Regions from separate parts of the Homo sapiens genome. Here region 2 is linked to region 1. A link is a contact called in ENCODE Hi-C or POLR2A ChIA-PET data. All regions are on one chromosome and are shown on one strand. Each heading gives the region's core, a stretch centred on a gene start or an enhancer-like site at or near the end of the contact. The rest is flanking DNA. Distances are from core to core; before and after follow the strand shown.

The links. Hi-C counts contacts between places; a loop is a spot of excess contacts on that map. ChIA-PET counts read pairs that join two places held with the same protein, here RNA polymerase II (POLR2A). Pooled maps may share reads with other maps.
Region 2: a loop to region 1 is called in a pooled map, with 2.1 times the contacts of the local background. The contact joins two enhancer-like sites. A Hi-C loop is called at or near these places in 1 of 50 pooled maps. POLR2A ChIA-PET finds 5 or more read pairs at or near these places in 2 of 52 experiments (Panc1 and activated CD4-positive, alpha-beta T cell).

The regions. Positions count from the first base shown.
Region 1 is chr10:70,427,130-70,434,030 of GRCh38, reverse strand. It overlaps EIF4EBP2 (eukaryotic translation initiation factor 4E binding protein 2), which reads right to left. Exons shown (of 3, transcript NM_004096.5): 3 at 5,413-6,901. NODAL (nodal growth differentiation factor) reads left to right here. Exons shown (of 3, transcript NM_018055.5): 3 at 943-2,095. The coding sequence ends at 1,095. Among named protein-coding and RNA genes, the nearest start is that of NODAL, 11 kb to the left of the region's middle. Within about 2 kb of position 3,352, at least 16 of the 41 ENCODE cell types and tissues checked have a DNase peak (open chromatin) inside an H3K27ac peak, as active enhancers do.
Region 2 is chr10:70,739,512-70,746,341 of GRCh38, reverse strand. It overlaps ADAMTS14 (ADAM metallopeptidase with thrombospondin type 1 motif 14), which reads right to left. Exons shown (of 22, transcript NM_080722.4): 12 at 5,180-5,355; 13 at 2,661-2,794; 14 at 2,153-2,276; 15 at 1,036-1,116. Among named protein-coding and RNA genes, the nearest start is that of TBATA, 42 kb to the left of the region's middle. RefSeq lists enhancers at 771-940, 2,472-3,275, 3,515-3,809. Within about 2 kb of position 5,366, at least 2 of the 41 ENCODE cell types and tissues checked have a DNase peak (open chromatin) inside an H3K27ac peak, as active enhancers do.

The DNA of each region.
Region 1 (6,901 bases), core at 2,103-4,602:
CTAGAGCTTCCGAGGATCTGTCCTGAGCCTCACCCAGGCCTGCTGATTTTCATCGCCCACCTGGAGCACCACAAAGACCCAGACAGTCCCAACTGCCAACTCTGACACTCTGATCTAAAAAGACGTTACTAGACCACAGGGACAGGCCCTGGTTCCAAAACGCCAAGGGATTGTTCCTTTCCTCCTATTGACTCTCTCTGTCCTTCTCTGGCTGACAGCAAATCCCATAAGAATTTCCACATGACTAACTATTCTGCTTCATATTTCTAGAACTAAACCAGGAATTTCTTGGAATATTTTAAAAATTGGTATTCACAGCCGGGCACGGTGGCTCACTCATGTAATTCCAGCATTTTGGGAGGCTGAGGTGGGTGGATCGCTTGAGCCCAGGAGGTCAAGACCAGCCTGGGCAACATGCCGAAACCCTATTTCTACAAAAAATACAAAAATTAGCCAGGCATGGTGGCATGTACCTGTAGTCCCAGCTACTCAGGAGGCTGAGGTGGGAGGATCACCTGAGCCCAGGAGGTTGAGGATGCAGTGAGCTGTGATCACACCACTGCACTCCAGCCTGGGCAACAGAGCAAGACCATCTCAAAAAAGAAAAAAAAAATGGTATTCCCTTTAGACTAGAATAATAGGAGAACATAAAAATTAGCTACCACTTAAAAAAAAAAATAGCTACTACTCTACCCAGATACATGTAATTTTTTGAATCTGTTTAAAGGCTGTTTTCACAAAACAAGCACAGAGCTAAAGGTAGTTTAGACATTAGAGTTCATGATATATTGGCAAGCTAATTCCTTTATGAAAATAATTTTCTGCTATTTTTGCACTCAGGAACTGACTTTAACTCCGTAACTTTTTTACTCTTTACCCAGAAATACTATTCTGACCTGCCCATCAGGATGTGAATTGACACACCCTTCCTTTCCTTTACAGAGTCTGCTGAAACGTTACCAGCCCCACCGAGTCCCTTCCACTTGTTGTGCCCCAGTGAAGACCAAGCCGCTGAGCATGCTGTATGTGGATAATGGCAGAGTGCTCCTAGATCACCATAAAGACATGATCGTGGAAGAATGTGGGTGCCTCTGATGACATCCTGGAGGGAGACTGGATTTGCCTGCACTCTGGAAGGCTGGGAAACTCCTGGAAGACATGATAACCATCTAATCCAGTAAGGAGAAACAGAGAGGGGCAAAGTTGCTCTGCCCACCAGAACTGAAGAGGAGGGGCTGCCCACTCTGTAAATGAAGGGCTCAGTGGAGTCTGGCCAAGCACAGAGGCTGCTGTCAGGAAGAGGGAGGAAGAAGCCTGTGCAGGGGGCTGGCTGGATGTTCTCTTTACTGAAAAGACAGTGGCAAGGAAAAGCACAAGTGCATGAGTTCTTTACTGGATTTTTTAAAAACCTGTGAACCCCCCGAAACTGTATGTGAAAGTTGAGACATATGTGCATGTATTTTGGAGGTGGGATGAAGTCACCTATAGCTTTCATGTATTCTCCAAAGTAGTCTGTGTGTGACCTGTCCCCCTCCCCAAAGATTAAGGATCACTGTATAGATTAAAAAGAGTCCGTCAATCTCATTGCCTCAGGCTGGGTTGGGGGAGCCCCACAGCTTTCTGGCTGGCCAGTGGCAATCTACTGGCCTTGTCCAGAGGCTCACTGGAGTGGTTCTCTGCTAATGAGCTGTACAACAATAAAGCCATTGTCTAGTTCTCCTGGGCCAGCTGGTGCCTGTGAAGGCAGAGGCAGGAACTCATCCAAGAGGACCGGCCATGTTGGGTTACAGAAGACATCCCTGCGTCAGTCTGCTTCGGCAGACACAGCCTGAGTTTGTTAAAGTTGGTGACAATCCACCTCAGTCTCTCAATGTGTGCTATTAATGAGGCCTCTGAGCTTCCTATCCAGCAGTGGTGAAGGCCTTGCCCTGGGTGGCAAGATACTTGCTCTATGGTCACAGCTCAGCCACTGGAAGCTGTGCGACCTCAGGTGAGCAATTCACTGTCCAGTCTCCACTTGTAAAAGGAACGCTGGTGAATCCTAATGCATTCATATTAAATGTCTGTTGTCAGGCTCAGAAGAGCCATGAGCTTTAAGCTGTAGACTGAATAGGAAGAGCTACCTTATCCCTACCTCCCTCTAAAGCTTATAAAGCTTGCTAAACCCAGTCCCTGCCACATGCCCTTAATCTAACCTTTATCGGCTCTTTTGTTACTCAGGGTTCTAAGACAGACTTAATTTCAGGTTCCACATGGGAAGCACAGCAAAAGGAGCCTGAGTGAGGCAGCTCTATCCCCAAAAACCCCTGACCACAGTTATCTTCCAGGTAAAAAGACCTCAAAGGCAGCAATTCTGGCTGGGTGCAGTGGCTCATGCCTGTAATCCCAGCACTTTGGGAGGCTGAGATGGGAAGATCACTTGAGTCCAGTAGTTCAAGACCAGCCTGGGCAACATAGTGAGAACCTGTCTCTGTTTAAATAAAACAAACAAAAGAAGCAATTCTGCTCTTAACAGCTTGATCTCATTGAGCATTGCCAAAGCAGGGGCACTTTTTTTGTAGTTTCATGGAGCAAAGGGGCCACTTTATTGGGAATGTGAGCCCACAGTATATCTACCCCATTCTGCTTTCCCAAGAAGCCTACCCACTTATGCTAAAGAAAATGATTCCAATCATTTGTGAACCCTGTTGAGCTCAGACGAACTCAACTGAGGCTTTGGTTGAGTCAACACCATAGTCATGGCCCAGAAAGGGGCTGGATTTGCTGGAGCCAGGCCTGGGCTTGAGAAACCTCAGTGCCTTGATTCCACAACAAAGCTGATCCAGCTGTTCACTGCCTGGACTAGAAATAGACTGCCCAGATCCAACAATTCAGAATCAACAGGATTCTGCATCTGCCCATATACAGAACAGCAGAGCAGGGACAACCTTGTGAGGTCAGCTTGTCTGATCCCCATTCCTAAGTGAGACCCCAGGGAGGCCTCAGGGCCTGACCACACAGCTAGGAGTGGCAGGGCCAAGAGCTGAGCTCTGGTCTCTTGAGCCCTACGGGCACTTACTGCTTAACAGCAACTAGAGGTTTGTGCTCACCTATCTTGGGATCCAAGCCTTAGCCTTTAGAACCAAACATTTGAACCCAATTACACTACTGAACTAGTTCTTAGAAGTGAACATCCCACCCCAGGACTTTCTTACATGGCTGGTGCCAGAGAGCGAAAGGTCAAGCTATTTGTAGCTACAGCTTGTGGGAGTGTTTACAGTCAGCTGTATTGACTCCAAGAACAAACCCTTGACGACAGGGCATTGCCTCATGTCAAATAAAAGTAGTGCACAAAGTAGTGAAACTCTGTGTTTTGCTGACCCCTGCTGAAAGCTCAGTGTTTGCTACGTCAGCAGCAGAGTCATTCTGTTGCCTGGACAGAGTCACTGGGGCAAAGCCTACCTACCCGAGCCTAGGGAATAGCTCCATGCTCTAGGCCATGTGCTTGCTGAAGGCTCTATAAGTCACTTTAAATACTACCTTGGAGAATTGTGTCCTGTCTGAACCTGGGATGTTTTCTGTTGTTTTGATACAGGATCTTGCTGTCAACCAGACTGGAGTGCAGTGGCACAATCATGGCTCACTGCAGTCTTGCCATCCTGGACTCAAGCAATCCTCCTACTTCAGCCTCCCAAGTAGCTGGGACTGCAAGCATGCACCATCATACCCAACTAATTTTTTAGATTGTTTTTTGTCAAGACAGGGTCTCGCCATGTTGCCAAGGCTGGTCTCCAACTTCTCGGCTCAAGCTCTTGTCCTGTGTTGGCCTCACAATGTGTTGAGATTACAGCTGTGAGCCACTGCACCTGGCCTGAACCTAGGGTTTTAAGAGCACTCAAGAGTTATTTTAACTTGCTCTCAAGAAGTGCCAAGTCAGTTGTGAGTGGTAAAAATTGGACACATTACACTCCTTGGCTGAGGAAGTGGGTGGGCCTGGCAGTAGGTAAGCCTGGAGAAATTAGAAACATTGTAAGAAACAGAAACACGGGATCCATAGAGATGTGGGGAGTGGCTGTGACCCTGGGATAGCACCCCTAACCTGGGGTTTATCTCCGTCTTTAAGTCTTCCTTTTCGGTCCGGCGCGGTGGCTCATGCCTGTAATCCCAGCACTTTGGGAGGCTGAGGCGGGCGGATCACGAGGTGTGGAGTTTGAGACCAGCCTGACCAACGTGGTGAAACCCCGTCTCTACTAAAAATATAAAAATTAGCCAGGCATGGTAGCACGTGCCTGTAATCCCAGCTACTCAGGAGGCTGAGGCAGGAGAATCACTTGAACCCAGGAAGCGGGGGTTACAGTGAGCCGAGGTCGCACCACTGCACTCCAGCCTGGGCAACAGAGCAAGATTCAGTCTCAAAAAAAAAAAAGTCTTCATTAGCAGTAAGATCCTTACCTATCCTAATTGCCTTTAGGGCAGAGTAAAGGATGTAGGAAAGCGCTTTTAAGGTTTTGGTCCCATCTTCCCTTAAAGAGATCCTTTAGTCCTTCTATAGGTTCCATGAGTAGGTGGTAGCTGCAGTGCTCAAACCTGTTCCATTCCTAAACTTACACACTTGGAGGGAAGAGGAGAGGGGGCTGAATAATCTCTGGGTGTCCATGTCAACCGGGCTGTGCTTGAGTCCCTTAAATACTGTTTCCTGAGCTGAGTATACTAGGCACTGGGCTCTTTATGACATCAACTGGGCCTGACAACCACCTAGAAAAGTTGTTTCTTAACCTTATTTTAGAGAAAACTGAGGCTTGTAGAATAAGAATTCTGCTGGGTAATTTGGCTACTAAGCAGCACAGCTGGAACTGAAGCTGCCTGACTCCAAAGCCTGTGCCCTAAACCCCTAGACAGTTCCGATGGGAAAGCTTCCTCCAGTCCAGTTTTATTCTGTGGACCTCTGTGCACGTGAAAGAATTCTCATTCTCAGGACTAATACATGAAACCCGCTGGATTAGTTAACAGCAGGGAATCTGACGCTCATGCAGCACAGCTTGGTTTGAGGTAACAGGCATGATGGGCATCTAACCAGTGCTCCCAGGGGCACAGGCAGCCCCTCTTCTGAGAAAGGAAAAGTTGTTTGGGCTTCCTCAGGGCTGGCACTTAAGAGAAGGACATGCTTGGGTGCCGTCAGCCCAGCATATACATGTTCACCTGCAAGCTCCTGAGCACAGGACCAGGGTCATGCTCCCTGAGAGTCCCACCATCTCCTTTGCATACACAGGTCCACATTGACAAAGTGCATGCTCCGCAAGTGTGGAGAACTGACAGATAAAGAGCCAACTGCCTCTTACCTCTGCCCATCTCCCCCACCAGCTGAAACTCCTGAAATGTGAAATAACCTTAGCAGGATTTCACCAGAAATTTTTAAAAAATTAAAACACCAAGTTGATACTCAAGATCTTTACTGATTTAACTATAACAGCAACCATTGATGAGAATTTAATTTTTTCCTTAATTTCCAAACATCTGCTGGTTTGGAAGAATAGTTAAAATACAAAAACAACTGATCATGGAATCACACAGGACTGCCTCAAGGACTGCGTGGTACCCTCTGCTATCCATCCACACACAGTGAAATGGATGGGAGGGATGAGGGAACAACACATCATGGGAGACAAAGGGAAGACCAAGGAAAGTGCTGGCAGTCTCCGCTTTTCCATTCAGAATGGATGGAACTGGGCCGTTAGTGGCACTAAGACAGGGCAGGGCTATTTTTTTTTTTAAATAAAATATTTTAAAGATGCATAAAATGGACACCTTAGCACGTGAGTGTCCTCTGGGCTCTTCAAGACACCTTCTTTAAGGTTTACCCCTGGAGTAGCAGAGGGTCTCCTCACCCAGGTGGAAAGAGATGGGCTCCATCTGCAGATGAAGGAAAGGCACTGGCGCACAGCACTCAGCAATGTAGATACAGGCACCAGGTAGGAGCAGGATGGCTTACCCAGCAACCTGCCTCTTAGCTCCCTGCTAGTGTTCTTCCCTCCTCCCCAGTTTCCAGTTAAAAGTACCCTTGGCCTGGGCTTTAAAAAAAAAAAAAAAAAAAAGATTAAGCTGGAGAGAAAGGGGATACACTTGGGCAAGAATGGATATTTTGTGCTAGATTCATGGAATTTTCTAAGTGTCCAGGAGTTTTGGTTTTAAGCACCGGCAAGAGCTCCCTTTGGAAATTTCAGTGTGGCCAAATGATTATCAAGCATTGCAGCATCTCTGCCAGCCTCCCACCCTTAGAAAGGTGGCAGAGTGAGAGTTTAAATACCCTTGGAAATGTGTTTCATCTCAGTAATATTTCCACTGGGTATCCATGACATACAGTATGGTCTGCCAGGGCTGCAGGCAGAGAGCCATAAGCAAAGAGAATCCACAGACCCGCTGAACAGGGACTCAAGCCTTCTCCTAAATCTAAGCTTTGCCAAAAGGTTATCAACTTCCAGGACCAGCCTAGAGAAATAAATTTAAATTCCAGAGAGTAGGCTAGGTGATGTAAGTGACTGACTGAAAAAACAAGTATCAATAACTCTTAAAGTTTTCAGTTAGAAATTTCTGTAAGTTAGCCTCAAGAAACTCCACTACTAAACTGGAAAACCATGACTAGGAACAGGAAGCGGCCCTGGGGTAGAAGCATTCTAAAGAATTGTGACCCAACTGCATCAATATCTGATTTCATCTTTTATTAAAAGCTGAGAGTTAAAGAACTGTAGGGATAACTAAGTCCACCTCAAAGTCCAGACAGAAACTGCCCTCCCAAAGAAACAATGTTTCTTTAAAACAAATACCACACCTTCCCAGATATTATGGGTAGGTAAGTGACTAGGTTTTGCAGATTAATCTATAGCTGCCCATGTGCATGTAGTCCAGAAAACATGCCAAGAAGGAA
Region 2 (6,830 bases), core at 4,117-6,616, 310 kb before region 1:
AATTTAGTTTCAGCAAAAACGAAACAAAACATCACTCATATTATATTAATGGCCTTAATTTAAATTTATTAACTTATTGTGGTATTCTCATTTTTAATCGAGCCTAGCTTCATAGTTAGATAACTGTTACAAGCACAAGGGTGTCACCTCATTTAGTGGCTTGGTGTTTAAGTATGATTATAATGAGAATAATGTAAGGGCCTGTGTGGTAGACTGCAGAATGCCTCTACATTCCTCCTATTCCTCTATGCATGCTGCTTTGCACAGTAACTTCACCACTTCTACCATCAAGAGCTAGTCTATGTTTCTACCCCTTAAATCTGGGCTTGTCCATGTGATTTGGACTAATGGGACGCTAGAAAACATGACACAAGCCATTCCTGAGGACTATGTGACAGATATAATGTGAATAACACTGGGTTAGCCTGTTGAGGACACAGCCCTGCCACCTCCATGACCCCAGCTGACAGCCAGTACCAACCACCAGACATGTGAGCGAGGCCATCCTAGACCAACCAGCTCCCAGAGACCTACCAGCTGAGGGCATCTGCATGACTTGGTCCAAGAAGACAAGTAGAAGAACCACCCCACAGAGCCCAGCCCAAACTGATGACCCATAGGACCGTGAGCTAAGAATTATTCTTGTTTGAAGCCACTAAGTTTTGGAGTGGTGTGTTAGGCAGCAAAAGCTGACTGATACACTCTGTGAACATGGCTTTCCTTTAACAGCCATCTATGTGCACAAGAAATTATTAACAGTAGTTGCCCTTAGGGAAGAAAACTGCCCCCAGGGTACAGGGGTAGAAAGGGGACTCTTTACTAGGTCCCCTTTGAGACCTTCTGAAATGTAAACCATGGAATGGGTTACCCATGCAGCATAAATTTAAAATAAAATGAAAAGGGGGTCTCTGCCCATTACTCCAGTTAGTACAATTCCACTTGTACTAGAATCTTGTCCTCTGGTCTCCCAGCTCCCCCAAGTCAGAGGGCAGGGCCTGGGGCCCTGCTGTCCCCTCCCAGCACCCCAGCACTCACCAATGCGGTGGGGGGACTTCTCCAGTGCCTCAATCTGGATGTGCCTGGCACCTGCTGGGATCTGCACCAGCTTGAGAGCTCCTGCCACACACAGGGATCCAGAAGTCGTGAGCATCCTAAGCTGGTGGTCCCACTGCCCAGCGTCCCCCACTCCCTCACTGGGCACCCAGGAACATCTCATTTGATCACAGAACCTCTCTGAATCTCTGTATCCTCATTTGTAAACTGAGGATGAGACCTTCTCCATGAGGGTGCTGGGAGGATCGAATGAGACATGTCCTGTAAACTCTAAGGGCCTCCGTGTGTGTGAGAGCTGCTATTACTTCCCTCTTTCCTGACCCTCTTCCTCTCCGTCTCACTTCTGCCCTTCCCCCCGTCCCTTTTTGCTCCTCTGACTCTCTCTCCCTGCTTCTTCTCACACCTTAAGCTACTTGCTACTGATGGGATTTAAATGATAAAGGCCATGAAGACTCCACATGACTGTCCTGAGCCGCCCTGGCCCTCCCGACCCAAGGCCTGGACTTTCTCAGAGCCACCAACCTTGTCCCCAACAATCAAAGGTGAGACAAAGTGTAACATCTCCCAAGGGAAAATAGGCCCCATTTATACTAAAGTGTGAAGGACTGATATCTGGTTCTTTTCCACAGCAAGTCTGGTCAGATTGGAGGTAGAGAGGAAAGTCAAGGAACTCAAAGATACCAGGAATTCAAAGCAGAAAGTGCCACAGGTTTAAAAAAAAATAAGGAAGGAGAGAGGAAAAGAAAATTATCAGTCCAGTCTTGGCTACACCTTTAGATCTGTCTGATGCCTCCCACCCACCAATAGTCCCAAGGTCCAAGGGATGGCCGAGCTCCCATCACAAAACTTTACCTAGCGGGAAAATGTCTCTTGGAGCTCCTGGGCCCCAAACTCAGGGAGGAGCTTGCCTGAAAGGTGAGGTGACTGGCTGCAGCACCTGGCTCACCAGCCTGGGCAGCCCAGGAAGGCCTGGAGATGGGCCCCAGGGCCCCTTCTCCCCACCCCAGACTGTGGCACAGTTCAAGGAGGGAGGGCCCCCTGAGGGACGGCAAGAACTCCAGTCAGCCCTCGTCATCCCCCCAGCCCCAGCCCGGCTCACCTGCCTGCTTGGAGGCCTTGCCCAGCGTCCCCTTCACAGTCCTGCAGTGGGAGTTGTCACCCCCGCAGACTCCACACTTGTCATCCGCCTTCATGGACCCCACCTCCTTGTCACAGCCGACAGGCTGAGGCCAGAGGTGAGGTCAGTGGGAGGAGGCTCCCCTGCCCCCACCGCCACCCCGGGGCTCCCATTCCCATCCCCAGGCCCTGGTCAGGAGAAGACCTCTGGCCTGGGAGATGTCCCTGGACAGGATTCTGGCACGAATTCACCGTGGGACCTGGGTGAGGTCTTACACCCGGCGTGATGAGGATTCTTGCCATCTCCTCTCCCCTCCAATGGGGCTGAGCAATAATTAGCCCCTTCCAGCACCCCAGGGCTATGCTGAGGACCAACAGGGTGTTGCGAGTGGGCCGGTGAGGCAATGCTCATCTTCCCAGGCAGGAGGGGCTACAGTGCAGCCCTCCAGTCTCCCTGTGCCGGTAGTCGGGGTGGCTGGGGGTGCACCCACCACACACTCGCCACGCGCACAGACGCTGTATGGGTCCCGGTAGCTGCAGCGTGTCCCATCGTGAACCACCTGGTTCATGAACACCACGTCCCCCGTGTCCGCCGACTGGCAGATCAGCTCACACTTCTGGGCGTCTGTAGGGAGAGGGACTATGCTGAGTCCCCAGCTGGGCTCAGAGAAAGTGGCCCAGGACAGATCAGTATGTGGTCCAGCCAGAAAGCTCCGGGGCCAGCTCTGGACAGTTGGGGGAGCACTGGGTGTGGCACGGGGGCTGAAAATCCCTGCTGTGTCACTTATTAGCCATGTGACCTTGGGTAAATGCTCTGACCTCTCCCAGCCTTTGTTCCCTATTTTTATTATCCCTAATCAGTAAAATGCCACATCGGCTTATTGAGAAAAATCAAGTGATAAAGTAATAATAAGCCAATGCTTAGTGAATGCTTACTATGTACTAGATATTTCTAAAACCTTCACATGCCCTTAAAATACAGCTTTAATGGCTTTTCATGAATTAACTCATTTAACCCTCTCAACACCTCAATGAGGTAGGTGCTAGCATTACAGAGGAGGAAATTGAGGACCAGAGAGGTTAAGGAACTTGCTCAAGTCCACACAACCACACGATAAGTGGTTCAGCCTGGATTCTAACCTTAGCAGTCTTGCCTGAGTCCTGCTCTGACCCCTACAAAACTTCACTGTGCACATGTATGACATGCGTCTTAACATGTTTGTAAACATTAGAAGGCTGCGTGAAAAAAAGGCAGAAAAGTGGTCTGTATCTGGGTTTGCAAAATGGAGCAACAGTCAGGGAGAAAGAGAGTCCTTTCTGGTCCTAACAATTAAATGTTTCCTTCTTTATGTGGGCTATAGATATCCTAAAAAGGAGGTTCCAGAGCATATATAAACACTTACTGTGCTTCTTAGAAAAAAGGAAGTTGGGGGCTTAGCTAACTTCCTGGAATTCGTCTAACAGTCCTGGGAAAAACCCAAAGTCCAGCTGCCCCACGGGCCTCCCAGCCCCTCCTCTCCCCAACGCTGTGGCTGCTGGTTTGGTTTCTGAATGGATCTGGAAGGCTTTCAAACCAAGATTCCCTCAGCCAATTACTAAGGAAACTCTTGGGCTCTGCTCTGGTCCCTGGGCTCCAGCACAGCTGGTAACTCCTTGTCTCCAGCATGAAGGACTCAAGTCTGGAGCCACAACCTCCAAGACCACCTTGGATTTCATCCACAGGAACCAGATTCCTGTAGGGACCTGGGTCTGGGGGAGCTCCAACCCAGGACAGGCAGGATCCTGACCCAGGCAGGCAGCTCTCTAGGCAGCAACGGAAGCCACAACCTCCAAGACCACCTTGGATTTCATCCACAGGAACCAGATTCCTGTAGGGACCTGGGTCTGGGGGAGCTCCAACCCAGGACAGGCAGGATCCTGACCCAGGCAGGCAGCTCTCTGGGCAGCAACGGAAGCTCTCTGGGCAGCAACAGTGCGAAGGGAGTGGTGAGCTCCCCAGAGTAGGAGGAATCCAAGCAGAGAGAAGACACCCCCTGCAAGGATGCTCTGGAAGAATCTGGCAATGACAGGCCTCTGAGGTCCCTTCCAACCTGAAGAGTCTGTCATTCTAGACCAGAGCTGAAGAGCTGACAGTTCTGGGGTGGAGCCCAGGCTCCAGGGAGGAAAGCCCGTCCTGATGGGAGCTGTCTGGGCCAAGAGTTGTGTGATGGAGAATGAGCATCTGTCCATGGAGGACCCATGGAGAGGCTGGCAGGGGAAAGCTGGAATCAGAGGATCATTGAGGGCTCTTCCAGCCGAGGCTCTGACTTGCCACGAATCCCAACCCTTCACTGGATGCTCTGCCGCTATGGAGCCATCACTGGAAACACTCAAAAATAGATGGGAACTGGCACCACTATGGTCCCCAAATTCAGACTCTTTACAGGAGTCTAGAAGTCCTGTGTATGTCCCAGGGCAGCCTAGAGAGTCGTTATGAAGATCCCACCAGATCCTATCTGCGTGCCTTCCAAAATCATCTCATCGACTCTGCTGAAACCACAACCCAATCAGTAAAACCTAAAAACACAGCGTGTAATAGGACTGAGCTCCTCAGGACACTGGTCATGCAACGGGAAGGGCGCCTGCACCTATATAATTCTTCTCCCTGCAGGTAGGGACAGAAGACGAAAGGCAGGCAACCCTAACAGCCAACACTGCTGCCGGCCTTGGCAACACCTGTGTGTGAAGTGTCCCTTCCTCAAGACACTTTCCTTGCATCTGCCAGAAAACTGTCATCATAAGTACACAAATCAGGGATGGCCTTGATGGGGATGATGACCCCAGAAGTATACCAAGAACAGGCCTACAAAAGGGTATATGGTGAGCCCGCTGACTTCAGTGTCCCTTTTGGCACCCCCACTGTCCCTCCACCTTCACTGGTGTATGTAGGGGTAGGAGGCCCTGCCTGGGCACACACAGCCCCCGCAGATGCCTAAGGACATGGAGTGGGAGGGGGGTGGGGCCCACTCACCATCGTCAGGCTCGTAGGGCACCCAGCTGTGCTTGGCATTCTGGTGCACATAGTAGGAGTTGCGCTTGGCACACTGCTGGGCCCGGAAGTCCTCGTAGGTCCCAGGGCACTCCTCGCTGTTGCAGACCTGGTACTCGAACATGGGCCCTAAGCACAGGCGGCCTCCATAGGCTGGGCTGGGACAGACACAGAGAAATGGATGACCTTGCTGGCTGGGAAGGCTGGGGAGGGCCAGGTTTCCCACACAGCCACCAGGAGCAGCTCAGCCATTCATAATAGCATGACAAGGGCCTCCACTGACATAAACCAGAGAATGGCTCCCAGGGTGGGGGCTGTGGAGCTCAGCTGAAGAGCTATCCAGATCCTTCTTCCTCCCTGACTGCTTTACCCTTCAGACATACACCACCTATTCCACGGTGAGTGTGACGGACAGATGTACAGACTGACACAGGGACTGACTAACCCTCTCCAGCTGGACTGGAAGAGAAATCCATCTTACTCATCTTTGTGGGTGCCTTCAACTGTTTTGCAGGCCCTGGCATAGAGCAGGCCCCCATAAACGACTCAGCCACTCCCATTTGCATCAACTTCCACTTAATATCATCATAAACTAAGGAGTGGTAAAAGAAACTTGGATTTGGAATCAGAAGAGCTGGCTTCCAAGTCCTGACAGTGCAACCTTGGCCAGGCCACTTAGCCTTGCTGTGGCTTAATTTCCCCTTGAAAACAGGGACTATAATCCCTCTTATTTTACTCACCTCCTGGTGTGTCTGTGAAGAATAGTAAGAAAAGGTATTTTATAGTCATCTATGCTCTCTTCTTCATTAAGTCAAGAGGATTGGGTAAGACTTGATACAAAGTGTCCAAGTGCTGGGGTTAACAGTACCCTACTCATAGACATGTGGGAGAATTGCACAGATTTTTGTACCTAAGTGCTTAGCATCCCACCTAGCACAAAGTGCTTGACATACTATAATAATGATTACTATAACAGCAGCTTTCATTAAGTATTTAATTTGTGTGAGCATGGTGCTGAGAGCACACATATTATTTCATTTAAGCCTCATAAAATAAAAATAGTTGTTATTACACAGGAGCTCAATAAATGGTAGCTTTGATACCAATTATACCAAGGGATAATTGTCGGTCATGCCTGCAAGGTGATTTACTCAGAACAGGGACCCCTGGGCTTTTCTATAACCACAGACTTTGTATTCCCGACAGATGAAAGTTACAAGGCAGTCCATTTTGGTTCATGTGTGTAGAAGGTCAATATAGCTGTCCATATTAACTATACGGCTATATTCTCTAAAACAAAGGAACAGCTGCTTCAATAGGCAGTGAGTTTCCCATCCCTAGCGATAAATAACAGTATGAATGACCACTCCTGAGGACACCAGAGCCACTGTGACCCTACAACTTTGCGATTCCGCAGTCTTCATCATACCCCTCAGTGCTGTGAGGGGTCAGGCCAGGCCCTGTTGTTGTGGGGGTTCAGAACTCCTGCATTCCTAGAGCCAACCAAGCCATGCAGCTGGCCTTGGCCAGTCCCCATCTCCCGTGGTGCTGTTCTAAACAGGCTGCCTCTGCTTGGAGATGGAGATGGAGAACTAGGGCTCAGATATCCCAAAACCATGGAGTTGGGGAGAAG